Regions from separate parts of the Homo sapiens genome. Here regions 2 and 3 are each linked to region 1. A link is an interaction called in ENCODE POLR2A ChIA-PET data of the cell type or tissue named here. Cell type or tissue: PC-9. All regions are shown on one strand.

The links. ChIA-PET counts read pairs that join two places held together with the same protein. Peaks named below come from ENCODE experiments on the same cell type or tissue, not always from the same donor. Only the 100,000 strongest peaks of a DNase experiment are listed, where the experiment ranks them.
Region 2: POLR2A ChIA-PET joins it to region 1 with 6 read pairs; 1 of 35 experiments calls an interaction of 5 or more read pairs at or near these places.
Region 3: POLR2A ChIA-PET joins it to region 1 with 5 read pairs; 2 of 35 experiments call an interaction of 5 or more read pairs at or near these places.

Annotation. Positions count from the first base shown.
Region 1 is chr18:8,612,624-8,617,623 of GRCh38, reverse strand. All of the region lies in intron 1 of RAB12 (RAB12, member RAS oncogene family), which reads right to left. Among named protein-coding and RNA genes, the nearest start is that of RAB12, 5.7 kb to the right of the region's middle. RefSeq lists an enhancer at 2,250-3,071. In PC-9, no CTCF peak of the experiment used is centred here; a DNase peak (open chromatin) is centred at 2,023; H3K4me3 peaks cover 1,334 bases; H3K27ac peaks cover 3,560 bases.
Region 2 is chr18:8,857,171-8,862,170 of GRCh38, reverse strand. No RefSeq gene overlaps it. Among named protein-coding and RNA genes, the nearest start is that of GACAT2, 150 kb to the right of the region's middle. In PC-9, no CTCF peak of the experiment used is centred here; DNase peaks (open chromatin) are centred at 1,150 and 2,820; H3K27ac peaks cover 2,810 bases.
Region 3 is chr18:7,594,184-7,599,183 of GRCh38, reverse strand. All of the region lies in intron 1 of PTPRM (protein tyrosine phosphatase receptor type M), which reads right to left. Among named protein-coding and RNA genes, the nearest start is that of PTPRM, 29 kb to the right of the region's middle. In PC-9, no CTCF peak of the experiment used is centred here; no DNase peak of the experiment used is centred here.

The sequences.
Region 1 (5,000 bases):
AAGACAGGGTGGATGGCTGGTTGGCTGGGACAGACTCCATCCCTGCACCAGGAGGCCTTCTCTACTCCTTGCCTTCAGACAAACCCCCATCTGAAATGCTACCATGTTATTTGAGTTCCTGGTCAAAAGAGGAGGAGAATATTTAAAGGGAAGAGATTAAAAAAAAAAAAACCATGATCAAACAGTGGATTATTAACATTTTCTTCATATGCAAAAAAATTGAACTTCACTACTACTCAGAATGGATCCATGAAAACACAGGGACTGTCAAACAGATTATGTTTTACCCAGGACATGTGATTACATTTTGAAATTTATATCATCTGTATATATCAGTGTGTATCATTAAAGGGTAAGGATTTTTTTATGGAGTGTTTCAGAGTTTTCGGATCTACAGGATAAATTAGGAAAAGAGAATTAAAAATTGTCTTTTCTATGCCAGACATGTAAGATATTTTAACTTCATTTATGCCTATACTGTGAGATGTGAAGAAAGTGTAAATCCCACTTTGTTTTTCTTCCTATAAGTGAAGACACTGAGGTAAGCTGCTTGCCTAAGGACAGCTGGCAGCCTGTCCTGGAGCTGAAACTTACATGCAGGACTGTATGCCTGCCTCCAAAATCTCTTTCCACAAGTGCCATGGCTTGGGAAGACAGTGGTGGCCAAGGAGAAGGTGGAGTGTTTTTTCTTTTTTGAGACAAGGTCTCACTCTGTCACCCAGGCTGGAGTACAGTGGCATCATCACTGCTCACTGCAGCCTAGATCTCCCTGGCTCAAGTGATCCTCCTGCCTCAGCCTCCCAAGTAGCTGGGACCACAGGTGTGCACCACCACACCAGGCTAATTTTTCATTTTTTTTTTTTTTTGTGGAGATGGGGTTTCGCCATGTAGCCCAGGCTGCTCTTTTTTCTTTTTAAGTAAAAAATTAAAAGTGAAAATTTGACTGCAGGTGTGTGATTCTTTAGCCAATCGACAAGTGTGTTGAGGTCCTACCACACACATGGCTTGAAGAGGTGAGAGGAAGCCAGCGAAAAACACAAAGCTCCTCATTTATAGGGGCCTATTCCTTCGCCCAAGTGCTGACGTGGAGTTGGAATTGCAGGTTGTTTTGTTAACTAGGCACCAGAAACCAAAGGGTGGAGTTTGTCAGAGTTGGAGGGAAAACATTTTCTATGGAATCCAGTGCTCTGTTCAGCCTGTGCTGTGCTTCCCAGTTTCACAAGTTTTTTTTTTTTTTTTTTTTTAACAATCACACTCAATTAAGGGCACAATTTTTGGTCTGTAGTTTTGGCTTTCCAAATACTTTCCAAATGTCAAAGACGTGAATTAAAGGACAAAAGGAGGATGATAAATGTCTTCCTCAGCTGAAGCAGGAGGCACTCTTTTCTAACACTTATTATGGCTACCTCCGTGACTCACCTCCTCTCTGAAAAGGGTAAACCAGGTGTGAGCTTTGTGCCCAGGGGAAGGTCGAGCAGGATGGTGTCTTATATAAATACAAAATGCTGCTTAAAACTATTTGTAGAATGACTACTGTACAAAGCTGTTTTCTTTACAAATTCAAACTAATGCTTATTTGGAACAACGTATCTGGCACCCAAGGATAGAGAATAATTTGGACCTATCAGTTCTCAAAGGAACCTACTCTGCCTTCTACAGCCAGTTCCAAGATCCATTAACAGATGGCTTCTGGCAGATTCCACAGACCAGAGGGAAAGAGGCAATCTCTAAGAATCTGGATCTCTGTCATGCATAATAAAATCTTTCTTTTTTATTGTAAGTGCAGACAGTGAAAGGCTGAATGCACTTCAGCCAGGTCTTTAAATAGATTTTTATTCAACATAAACAACCTAACACCAACTAAATCTGCATGCTTTCTCTGAAAGATAGCTACTTCAGTCCACAAAAGGGGACGTTTTGTCAAGCCTCTCAGCTTGCATTAAGTTCATTAAATAAACCTAATCACACAACACACAGCATATGTGGGTATAAGAACTAAATGTTGGTTCCTCTCACGCTCACATCCCTGAGTCATCATGTTACATCATTTTGGCAGGGGAGTCTGTGTGAGGTTCTCTCCAGATGGAGCAAAACCACACTGCAGGGCTGCAGAGCTTGGGCTTTTGGAGTGGGAATTCTGGATGATTTTCCTTAATTCTCTCTTAAGTGAAACACGGGCAGATCGGTCATGGCTTAGAAGACTGTGTACAAATACAGTATAGCAAAATAAAATACACAGTTAAGCATTTAAGTCCAGTATGAGATGCTCATTCTGGGTTTTCTAACAAAAATCTCTGCCCTAAGTTTCCAGAATAAAGTACAAGTAGTCAATTTCCAGGTGAAGACCCTGGTGGACTGCATTTGACTTGTCATGCCGCCTAACATTCAAGGGCAGACCCCCAGAGAGCATTTCTGCAAGGGATTCACACTCACCCGTTTCTCGGACCCCTCCATTCTGCTGCCAGCTCAACCGCAGGTCCAAAGAAACGGAGTCACTCGCACTACCCTACTTCCCCAGCGTAAGCAGTCTCAGGCCGAGGCCCCACCAGTGGGCATCCTGAGTGCACCCCCATGTCAACACAGGCTAGAGGGGAGTCAGGCAGAGAGCACACAGGACTGCGGCCTGCAGCGGAGTTAAAGGGCTTCACCGAAGGGCTGCCATCCTTTAAGGGGGCCAGGCTGTGAAGTTTAGAGCACTGCCGCACAATGAGAAAAATGAAGATAAATTTAAAGAACTTTTGGCTGGGGGTGATGGCTCACACCTGTAATCCTAGCTCTTTGGGAGGCTGAGGAGGGTGGATCACAAGGTCAGGATTTCGAGACCAGCCTGGCCAACATGGTGAAACCCTGTCACTACTAAAAATACAAAAATTAGCCAGGCGTGGTGGTGAGTGCCTGTAATCCCAGTTACTTGGGAGGCTGAGGCAGGAGAACTGCTTGAACCTGGGAGGCGGAGGTTTGCAGTGAGCAGAGATCGCACCACTGCACTCCAGCCTGGGTGACAGGGTGAGACTTCGTCTCAAAAATAAAAATAAAAAATAAAATAAAAAACTTTTAAACTGTGGTATCTTATCTTTCCTAATTTTTTTAAGTCTTTTTTTTTTCTTTTTTTTTTTTTAATGTTCTTACTTGGCAAAATAAAGAACTGGCAATCCTATGCTGGCCACCAGCATTCTGAAGGAAACTTTACTACCCAGAAAAATCAGAATTCTGGTCCAGATTGCCTTTCTTTGACTTCTCCTGTATTCAAATATACCTATTTTGGTATGTAAAAGGCTTAAGACACTTGAATTTGAATGATGGAATATATAGATTAAAAAGCAGTTCTTGTAGCATTATTTTAATTCAAAAGGCAAGTGACAAGTAATGACAGGGGCACACTTAAAGAAAATCAGTTTCACTAATACCATAGGATAATTATGTCACTATCTTCACAGGGCTGTAACAAGGACCAAATTCTAAAATGAGGAAAGGGCTCCATCATGTCTGACCTTTATGTGTGTGAGCCATTAGTATTTTCAACAAAGCAAAGTCAATCTAAACCTGAAAGTAAGCTAAGGAACAGACAGAAAGATAGTTAAAAAGAATTCACTTGCAGCCCTTGGCCCTGACCACTTGCTGAGCAGCTGTGCCACAGCAGGTAAATTTCTACCTCTCTGAGACTTCTCGTCCTCATCTGTAAAACGGGGATAACTTTCAGGGCTGTGATGAGGCCTTCTGCTGGTGTAGTAAGTGCTCACCATATAGCAGTGACCACTACTACTACTACTACTACTACTACTACTACTACTACTTCTATTTATAGGCACAGACAACTACATTACTTATCCAAAGTCACAAACTAGTTAGTGGCAGAGCCTGGAGCAAGAACCCACATTTCTTATTCTTACTCTAGTGTTTTTTCCAGCATGCAATGCTGTTGGAGCAAGGGCGGGGGTAGGTTTTTAAAAGGTAAAACCATTTCAACCTAAACAAAATTAACAGCTAGCTTCCAACAGTAACATAGAAATAAAACAAAGATTGACAGATATGTAATTTTATGGAGTTGTTTTTTGAAATATACTTTTAAAAAAGCACATTTACCTGTTTATGCTAAAACTAATGAGAGTCAAACAGAAGGAACCAAGATCAAGAATTCGGCATTGCTAGATAGAAATGGTTTCTACAGCTTCACTCAGGAAGCAATAATGTCAACTTGCAAAAGCACACACAGATTCATGGTGGATAAGTATGCTTGTGATACAGGCACTGCTATGAGGAAAATAGTGGACCAGGCATGTTAGTTGTAAATTTCTTTAGTCAATTACTTTTTTCTGTTTCTCAAACTTTAAAAAGCTGCTCCTGTACTTTTTAAAAGAACTTGTAAATTATAATCAGACTAATTAAATTCCATGAAAACAAAATCCCATTTGAAAATATGAGACAATTCCATTAGACAATTTCCATTAAACAGACCAATCAGTAAATACAACCTCTGTTTTTCATACCCTTGTGAATTTTGTAAATCTTTTAAACCAGTTTCTGATTTGATTAACAATACAAAAAACAACATTTTGCTCATTTATAATTTTACATAATAGTTCATCATCTCAAATCCCTAAGGACTTCCACTACGGATCTTTTATAGAAAGTTCAAGTGAATCCCATTTACTTTAAAAGGGCACTTACTGGTCAGGAGCAGTGGCTTACGCCTGTAATCTGAGCACTTTGGGAGGCCAAGTGCTTGAGACTAGGAGTTTGAGACCAGCCTGGACAACATAGCAAGACTTTGTCTCTACTAAAAATCAAAAAAGGGCTTGGTGGTGTGCACCTGCAGTCCCAGCTACTCAGGAGGCTGCGGCAGGAAGATTGTGTGAGCCTGGCAGGTCGAGGCTGCAGTGAGCCATGATCGTACCACTGCACTCCAGCCTGGGTGACAGAGCAAGACTCTGTCTCAAAAATAAATAAATAAATAAAAATAAAAAGGCTCTTAATGGAAACACTCTCCTAGCCTAGGAATT
Region 2 (5,000 bases), 240 kb before region 1:
AGATACATGGATAATTCTTAGGCAAATCTAAGTTTTAAAAGCACTGATCTAGATGTTAAAAGCACTGGTCTGGAAGTGAGATAATGGATTGTCTTCTGTACCAGCAGAGGGATCTGAATCAATCCTTCACTACCCCAAATCCTGAGCCCAACAGGGAATATAGGTAGATAATTGATCCTCATGTTGCTGTTTGACGTAACAGGAAGGACAGTTCAATCCTGGAGGCCCACTGAAGAGCATGTGAAATCTCAGGGTGAGGAAGGGGTAAACAATCTAAAGCAGAAATGCTGTCACTCTTCCATTTCATGTTGGCATCTCATCATGAAGGCCTCTGTGGATTAGTGATGCTCATCATCATTAGTGATGATGTGGATCAATGCTCTTGGGCTATGGTGAGTGGAAGCCAAGATTATTTCATCTGAATAATTTATCATCCCCCAGCATTAAATATTGAAGATGTGGCCAGGTACTATTGAGTTCTTTTAAAGGTTATGGACCCTGCTGATCCTTTCTTGGCTGCCATTTTTAATTAGGTCTCCATATGCTTTGCCAGACTTGGTCAGACAACAAGCTACTTCTGTCTGAACCGTCTGTGAATTCTCCTGTTTTGAGTCTCCACTTAGCCAGCACCTTGACTTGTCAATGATGAAGAAGCAAGAGGCAAGGAAATCATGGGCCCTTCCCACTCAAAGGCTGACTCCCTTCAAGCTGCTTCCCAGTGTTTCTGCTTCATTGATGATCTTACATCACCTTCCAGAGAGTGACGGAGGACTGGCAGAAAGGATGTAAGCATGGGCCATTCCGAATATACTAAGAACTTAGTGAAGACATAGGGATCTATAACTTCCATTCAGACTCACAGGGAATGTTCTGGAGATAGGTCATGGTTCTCCTTTAACTACAAATCTGGCATCAGGTCTCAGGGAATGCCTGACAGCTTCAAAAGAAGTCATGAATCTAAATAGCAACAACCGAAAATGCTGAGTTCAGACTCCCAGTCTATTCTGACAAGTATTAGCAGGAGTGCTTTAATTGCTAGCACCTGGGAAAAACAGGCATTCAAGTTCTGTTGTGAAAAGACCAAGCTGACAGTCAAGAGACCTCACCTGGGCATGAAGATCAGTTCTGCCTTCTCTTGTTCTTCTTCATACCAGCGGAATGACTTCATGAGTTATTTGATCTATTTGAGTCTTAGTTCCTCATTTGCACAATGTGAACAAAAACACTGCATCAACGGGATTTTGTGAGAATCTCTGAGTGTTCTGAAGCAGTTCAGCCACATTAACACCAGAACCTGCTGATGAATTCCAGTTCTGTAAAAGAATCTAAGTAGCCCAAAAGGCCCTACTATAAGGAATCCCATTCCTCTTGTACAAAGAAGCAAATAGGCTTTAATCTCGTTGAAAGAGTAGTTTGGGAGCATCTTTTTTAAAGAAACCAGAATAGAAAATTATTTTGAGTGCATCTTTAGGGGAGGCATTCTTTTCCATTACCCAGCCTACCATATAGAACTGTCTTCAGAGCACTTAAGAAAACCAAATCTAGAGATGGCACAGGCAGACCTGTCTTCTCTGGAAAACTCAGAACCTGGAGCATGCCTGCTCTGGCCCCTGGCCTCTCATAAAGCAACTCTCTCCCACAGATTAGGAATCTTTCAAGAAGAGGCTTTTGTGGTTCTCATTTGTGCTATTGCTGTCAGGTTAGAATCTTTGCTCTTTCTCCAGCAAAGAGGGAGAAAAGTGATTACAAGACTCTTTTACTATCCTATATTTGTTGCTAGCCTGAACAACCTCTAAAGATCTTCCAAAAGTCAAGATTCTGAGACTGTTCAGAACTCTTACAGACTTCTTGGCATACATTAAAATGTGCAAAGAACACCTCCAGTGTCAGCAACAAACAAACGAACAAAAAACCCAAACAAAAACAACAACAAAAAACCTCTCCAGGAATAAGCCATTCAAAAGAAGTTGCATTCTTTTGGAGAATCTCAGAAGTACAGTTTGAGAGAAATAAGATTGATCTAGAAAGATGATTTTCCCACTCACGTAGTCACATTCCTGCTTGAGAATTTATAATGATCTGTCTGGTTTCCTAGTTCTGTATGTATTTATTCATTCACTGGTAAACATTTGTGGAAATGCCTATATTTGCCAGGTACTGTGACTGTGGGGTTATAGCAGGAACACGAGAGGGATATGGTCCCTGCCCCATAGAGTGCATACTGCAGAACCTCAGTTCTGACAGCCCTCTCCTAAACTCTGGAGTTCATTCTTTGCCCAGTCAGAAGGAATTTAAAATACAGTCCCATAAGATTATAATGGAGCTGAAAAATTTCTATAGCCTAGTGACATTGTAGCTGTTGTAAAGTCATATCACACTTACTGTATTTTAAAAATAAATTTAGCATAGCCGAAGTGTACAGAGTTTGTAAAGTCTACAGTAGTACACAGTAATGTCCTAGGCCTTCACATTCACTCACCACTCACTCACCCAGAGCAACCTCCAGTCCTGCAAACTTCATTCATGGCAAGTGCTTTATACAAGAGTATCTTTTTTTTTTAACCTTTATATCAAATCTTACTGTATCTTTTCTATATTTAGAAATGTTTAGATACATAAAATATTTACCATTGTGTTTCAATTGTCTACAATAATCAGTACAGTAACTTGCTGTACAGGTTTGTGTCCTAGCAGCAGTAGACTATAGCATATGATCTAAGTGTGTAGTAGGCTACACCATCTAGGTTTGTGTAAATGAACTCCATGAGTTCACACGATGATGAAACTGCCTAAGGATGCAGTTCTTGGAATGTATCCCCAATGTTAAGCAACACAGGATTGGACTCTAATATCCCAGTGACTCATCAAATCAGCCCTGCTCTAATCTTAAATGCTGTTGGTTCAAGTAGCTCCAGCCTTCCCTCTGAAGTATAGCAAAGGAGGAACAGCATGATGCCTGGGATCTGATAGACCAGGGCTCCAACTTGGCTCACCCACTTTGTGGCTGTGGGGTGGGGCTTAGGATGAATTATATAAGTTCTCTAAGCTTTAGTGTCTTATCTGTAAAATGGGTATGTTGGAAGGCTTAAGCAAGCTGAGTTTTGAGAAGTGCCCTGTTCAGGGCCCAGTACAGTGAGTATCCAATAAATAAATGATGGCCATTATTACTATTATTCCCCTGTGTTTGTTTAACTGGTCTTGTCCTATAATCTTGTACTTGAGTCCCTGTCCTAGTACTTTGGCCTGAGACTAGCATCTTGCCCTACTCATTTAACAACATTTTTCTCATCACTTTATATTATGAAATTTTCAGGCACAAAGAAAAGTTGAAGGAATTTTAAAGTGAACATCCGTATACCAACCACCTAGACTTTACTATTTTTTACTGTCTTTGTTTTATCACATATGTATCTATTTTTCCATCCCTCTATTCATCCATCAATCCATTTAACTTTTTTCTTTTGAGGTAAATTTTACAATCAAAGCAATGCTCGAATATTTAATGTTATGATTTGTTGAGTTTCGATAATTGCCTAAATCTGTACAACACAAACCCCTATCAAGGCATAGAATGGTACCGTAATCCCAGAAAGTCCCTTATGCCAGCTAATTCCCACCATTCCTTCCTCCCCAGTGGCACCATCAATCTGATTTATTTTCTATCACCGTTTTTTTTGATGGATAGCTCTCTTTTTTGTGTACATTCATTTTGCTTATTCTAGATTTCAAATAAATGTAATTATAATATATATACAGTAGTACATACTCTTTTTTGTCTGGTTTCTTTCACTTAGCATGGTTTTGAGATTCATTGATGCTGTTTTGTGTATTAGTAATTTGTTCCTTGTTATTACTGAGCAGCATCACATTATACGAATATACTGCAGTTTGTATATCTGTTTTCCTATTGATAGATACCTGGGAGTTTCTTAGTTTTGGATATTATAAATCTGAGCTCTTTTAATAAATATATATTTCATTTCACTTGGATAAATGCCTAGCATAGAACTTCTGGGCCGTAGGGTAGGTGTATGCTTAGTCTTACAAGAAACTGCCAGATACCACTATACCTCCACCAACAACATATGAGTTCCAGTCACTCCACTTCCTCACCAACATTTGTTGTTGTCAGTGTTTTTAATTTTAGACATTCTCGTGGCTATGTAATGGTATGTCTTTTGGTTTTAATTATTTGCCGCTCCCTGATGACTAATGGCATTGAACAACTTTTTACGTCCTTATTGGCCATATGTATACCTTCCTTGTAAAGTATCTGATCATATTAATTGACTACTTTATAGTTGTCTTTTTATTATTGAATTATAGTAGTTCTTTATCATCCTAGATAATAGTTTCTAGTTGTGTGAATGTTTTATCCAAGTCAGCAGCTTGCCTGTTTTTCTTAACTGTCATTTGATGAGCAAAAATTTTCAATTTTGATAAAATCTATCATTTTTTTTCTTTTATTATTGTTATTTGCTGTTTCCTATCTAAGAAATGTTTTCCTACTCTTAAGTTTTAGAGACATGCTTTCCCTTAAAAGCTTTATTATGTTTATGTTAACTGCTATGTTCAGGTTTACGCACACATCATGTAACATTTTCTGTTTGATGGGAGGTAGGTGCTGAGGTTTATTTTTTAGCATGTGAGAATCTAGTTGTTTCTATATCATTTATTGAAAAGGCATTATTTTCTTTATTGTATTGCTTTAGCACCTTTGTGGAAAATCAAATGAACATTTGCTTCTGACCAAGATGATGTAACAAGTACCAGACTGACCGCTGAGACTTAAAATACTAAAAACCTTAAGGAAAATCTGTGAACCAATGGCTTCCACACTGGGCAACAGGCAGCATGAGAAAGTCATCCCCCTGACAGGGGAGGCAAGTGAGGCGGCCCGCGACGGCCCCAGCTGACTGTCTGGAGAGTCTCCGAGCTGCAGCGCTGGGAGGAGGGACCCGTGCAGAGCCTGGTTGTGTCACCGCTGAGGAGTCCGCATG
Region 3 (5,000 bases), 1.0 Mb after region 1:
TTCCTTTTCTTTTTTTTAACAATAACACTTACAAAACCTCAGTAGTGACTGAAGAATTACTTCTTCTCAACAACAGCTGAGTTAAATTCCTCTAATCTGGTTGAGGCCAAGAAATTCTAAACACTTGATTAAACTACTCATGCCACAGAAGGCCACAGTGTGTTTGGGAATGACGAAAATTAGAATGAACGAAAATATCTTTATTTAGTCTAAAATGTGATAATAATGCTTTAAGATTTGCTCAGCTCTTTAAGCATCCTTGCAAGAAATAGAGTTTATATCCTTTAGGAATGAGACTTTACTATTAAGTAACTGGGTATGAATCACCTTAAATTGGCTACCGCGCCAAGGGACACACAGTTGCTTGTTTATTCTGTTGCCTTAAAAAAAAAAAAAAAAAAGGAATTCAGAACTAAATTCTCAGGCCAAACAGCCAGTCAACAAAAAACAAACACTAAGATAACAGCAATGTTTAGCAGAAAAAAAAATCTAACATGAGGCAAAAGTTGAATAAGCAAAAAACATGTCTTCCAAGAAAGTGCTGACATCAACAATACTATTAATACAGCAAAGCTGAACTATGGTTAGAAACCCTGTTATAAAAGGATACCCAGACTTGCACTATTTTAAAAATAATGTTACTTGGTTCTAGAAATTTCTGAGTACCTAATTTCTGTCCCTGCATCCCAAAGAACTGAGCATAGAACTAAGCCTGCAGTAGATGATCAATAAACACACGTAGACGTGCTCAGTAGAGTTTAATGAATACCAAACATGTTTGTCTTAACCTCAGAATTATGCTTTGCTTTCATTCCTATGAAAGTTTGTATAACTAGAAACACAATCACAAGCACTTAAGTCAGATTTCAGTTTCATAAACATAGGATCATAATTTTGAGCCACACTGTTTACGAGAAGATATTACTTAGCTATTGGCAATAAACATTTTGAGTTTTAGGAAACCAAAGATTTCCTGGGTAATTCTGAGCTCTGGAATAAGAAATACTGACCAATATATATTTGGATTAAGATAAAAAGAATTTTACTTTGTTGTAGTTTTAAATACATAGCTTTTTAAATTGGCCTTGGTTTCATTCACAAATATGATCTAAATTTATACCTAAACCCCACTAATTTCAAGAGGACTGTCTATATTAACAATTTTTTTTAAAGGCAAAATATCCCATTTTTTAAATGCATTGTTTCAGGCCTGGAACGCTGCACTATTGATTAATGCTAATATGAGTTATTTATAAATGGCCTGACAGATGACCCTGAATTGTCCATATCTGGATAGTTTTAGGGAGTAAGCTTTTCACCTATCCACTACATGTGTATTCTCTTTGCAAATTTGTACTCTCTTTCAAATAGTGTGGTTTCTGAAATCTTTACAGGAAATCTAATGCTTACGTAATTAAAACTAACACTTTACATAAAATCTGTAATGCAGGCTATTAATGGATATGCGAGCTATGTATCCAGACCCACTGGACATTCCATAATCCACTTCATGATTCCTGCCTACCCAGCTTAGTGTAGATGAGTGCAATACATGAATGGAGAAGCAGGGACGGAAACTTTATTAGCAAAAAGTGACTTTTTAAGAAAACTGCAGCTGACCTCAGGTTGTGGCAGTGACTACCTATCTGTGTCTAATTTCATCCTGCTCACACCTTCCCACTAAAATACATAATTAAATTCCCATGCCAAAGAGAGTAACAAAACTGACTCTAGTAAGTCAAGAATCTGTCCACTTGGGGGAAAATTACCTCCCATGACAATATTGATCCGAAAGGTAAAGAAACGATTAGCATCCAAGTCTGAGACCCAGCAAAGGGACCAGAAGAGAACACAGAGAGAACAGCATTCTCTCACCAGCCCCACTTCACACCTCAAGGCCTCTGGAGGTCTTCCATGAACCAAGGCTTCTACTGCTGCTCATAAAAGTAGTCAATCATTCCCCCTTTACCACACATGTGCACACAGTTAAGTTTCTCTATGGTACAAAAACGCTATGAATTAAAAGATAAACGAAGGCTGGCACAGTGGCTCAACAATCCCAGCACTTTAGAAGGACAAGGAGGGTGGATCACTTGAGGTCAGGAGTTCAATTCCAGCCTAGCCAACGTGGCAAAACCTAGTCTCTACTAAAAAATACAAACATTTTCCGGGTATGGTAGCATGTGCCTGTAATTCTAGCTACCGGGGAGGCTGAAGCACGAGAATCGCTTGAGCCTGGGAGGCGGAGGTTGCAGTGAGCCGAAATTGTGCCAATGCACTCCAGCCTGGGTGACAGAGAAACTGTCTGAAAAAAAAGAAAATAAAGGAAAAAAAAAAGATAAATGAAGAAAGTAAGGGAAAATACTTTGAAGAGAAGGAAAGGAGTGAGTGGCATTTCTACAAAGAGTTTTAACAAACAAATCAGATAATGACTCCAGTAGGAAAAAAGCAAAGGAAAAGGCAATAAACATACAGCAGTCCCCCCTTGTACCCCAAAAATAGGTTCCAAGACCTATTTGGTGGATCCCTGACACTGCAGACAGTACCAAACCCTATATATACCATGTTTTTTCCTATATGCACATACCTATGATGAAGTTTATAAATTAGGCGCAGTAAAAGATTAACAACTAATAATAAAATGGAACAATTACAACAATATACTGTAATAAAAGTATGTGGATGTGGTCTCTCTCCAAATACCTTACTGTACTGTACTCACCCTGCATCTTGTGATGATGTGAGATGATGAAATGCCCATGGGATAAGATGAAGTCAGGTGAAAGACAAGGCATTGTGACATAAATGGAAAATTCCAGAAGTAAACGATTCATAAGTTGTAAAGTGCTCACTGTTCTGAGTAGCGTGATGAAATCTCACTCAGTCCCACCCAGGACATGACTCCTCCCTATGTCCAGAGGATCCACACTGTCTACACTCCCTGCCCAGTGGTCACTTAGTAGCTGACTCCGTTCTCTGGTCAACTGTCACCGTATGACAGTGCCTGTGCTCAAGTCACTCACATATTTCACTTCATAAGGGCCCCAAAGCACAAGGGTGGAGATGTAGTAGCTTCAGACTGGGGTTGATTGTGGGTAACTGAAACCTCAGAAAGCACAACTGCAGATAAGGGGGTACTACCATACACAAATGCCTAAAACACCTTACCAATACTTTTTCGATCTTTTTCCAAGAAAACCATCTTTTGTCAAACAAGTGGGAAAAGATTCAAATGATTCAGGTGCATCTTTCAGAGGTGTGGATATAAATGGGTACAATGTTTCTGGAAGGCAGTTTGGCAGAGATCCACTAATATATCTAGGGTGATTTGTTCTACGTAAATAATCAGACAGGCAAGCCTCAAATGGCTTCAGCTGTGCACAAATTCAAATATTCTCAGATGAACAGCAAAGATGCAAAAATTACACAAGAAATAGTCTTAATAATATCACTATGAAGATCATCATCTATTGCTGATAGTAAACATGTTAAAATGCAGATAGAGTAACATTACTATTGAAGTCTGTGCCACGACTTTCTGCTTTTAATGTAGCCACCTGAGACTTCACTGTAGACTAAAATGCATTTGACATGCTGGGCCTCCCTTACAATGCTAAGTCTCCTAGGATGACATTATCATAGAGCAATGTTACCAAACAACCTTCATCTCATTATTGTCCCCCTAAAAGGCTCAACATTAACTATGCCAGAACAAAATCACTGTTTGACAGACATTCCCCAACACTTACATAGCTAATAAAAAAGCCATTCCATCCTCAGGTCAATCTGCCTCATTACCTAGAGGCGCATTTTGCAGCCAATTCCTCCTCAGAGGCACATCAGGAAAGCATCAATGTTGCTTAGATTCTGATACTTCATGGGCACCTTCCTAAAGTTCTCCTATAGTCATAATGGCTCCCCACACAATACCTGTTCCAAAATACTCCAGGCATGCTTCTCATGCTGGCTTCAAGGTAAATGGAAATTAAAATAGTCCAGCAAAAGCCATCCCTGCCTTCATCAACAGCAGCAGCTCTAGGATCACAACCAAGACCTTTCTGGGCCTTAAGAGAATGGCTTGTCTTCTGTCAACATCAGGCCTAGCAAGTCACTGAAGGAGCTATTCAACGAGTGGCACATTGGCTGCCAAGGTGATTCTACAACACCCTTAGCCAGAAAGACCCCAGAACTCCAAGACACTTCAAGAGTACTACTGTTGTCCCCACTGTCAAAACTCAGTCCCGAGAAGTGGGCTTTGAGGATGATCATTTAAAAGAAGCTATTTTTTACCTTGTGAGGTAGGCTGATTTGTTTCTAAATCAAATCAGTTATACATCATCTTTGCCTCCCATAGAACTACCTTCACTCAATTGTTTTCAAGTTATTCCTTTAATTTGGAGACCAGATTTTTAAAAAGCACACATTATTCTGCCATATTGACAAGAAAATTGTTAATGAGAAGAGCATCACCCATTCTGTTGTCCAACTTTCTGACATAAAACCCTGGGTGGAAACCTCAGAGTAGCAACAAGGAAAATGGTTTCTCTCTGAGACAAAGGCTTTCTGCATTTCCTTCTGCAGGACAGCAGGCGAGCTTAAAACCAACATCTAATGAGCGATATACACACCTTACTTTTTCACCCTGATGTGAGTAATTTTCTTATCCTTCTTTTTTTTGTTTGTTTGGTTTTTTTTTTCGTTTTTGAGACAGAGTCTCGTTCTGTCGCCTGGGCTAGAGTGCAATGGCACAATCTCGGCTCAATGCAACCTCTGCCTCCAGGGCTCAAGCGATTCTCCCACCTCAGCCTCCCCAGTAGCTAGGATTACAGGCACCTGCCATCATGCCCAGCTAATTTTTATATTTTTGTAGAGACAGGGTTTCACCATGTTGGCCAGGCTGGTCTTGAACTCCTGACTTCAGGTGATCCACCCAAAGTGCTAGGAGTACAGGCATGAGCCACCACGCCTGGACAATTTTCTTTTCTTTTTATGACCCACTT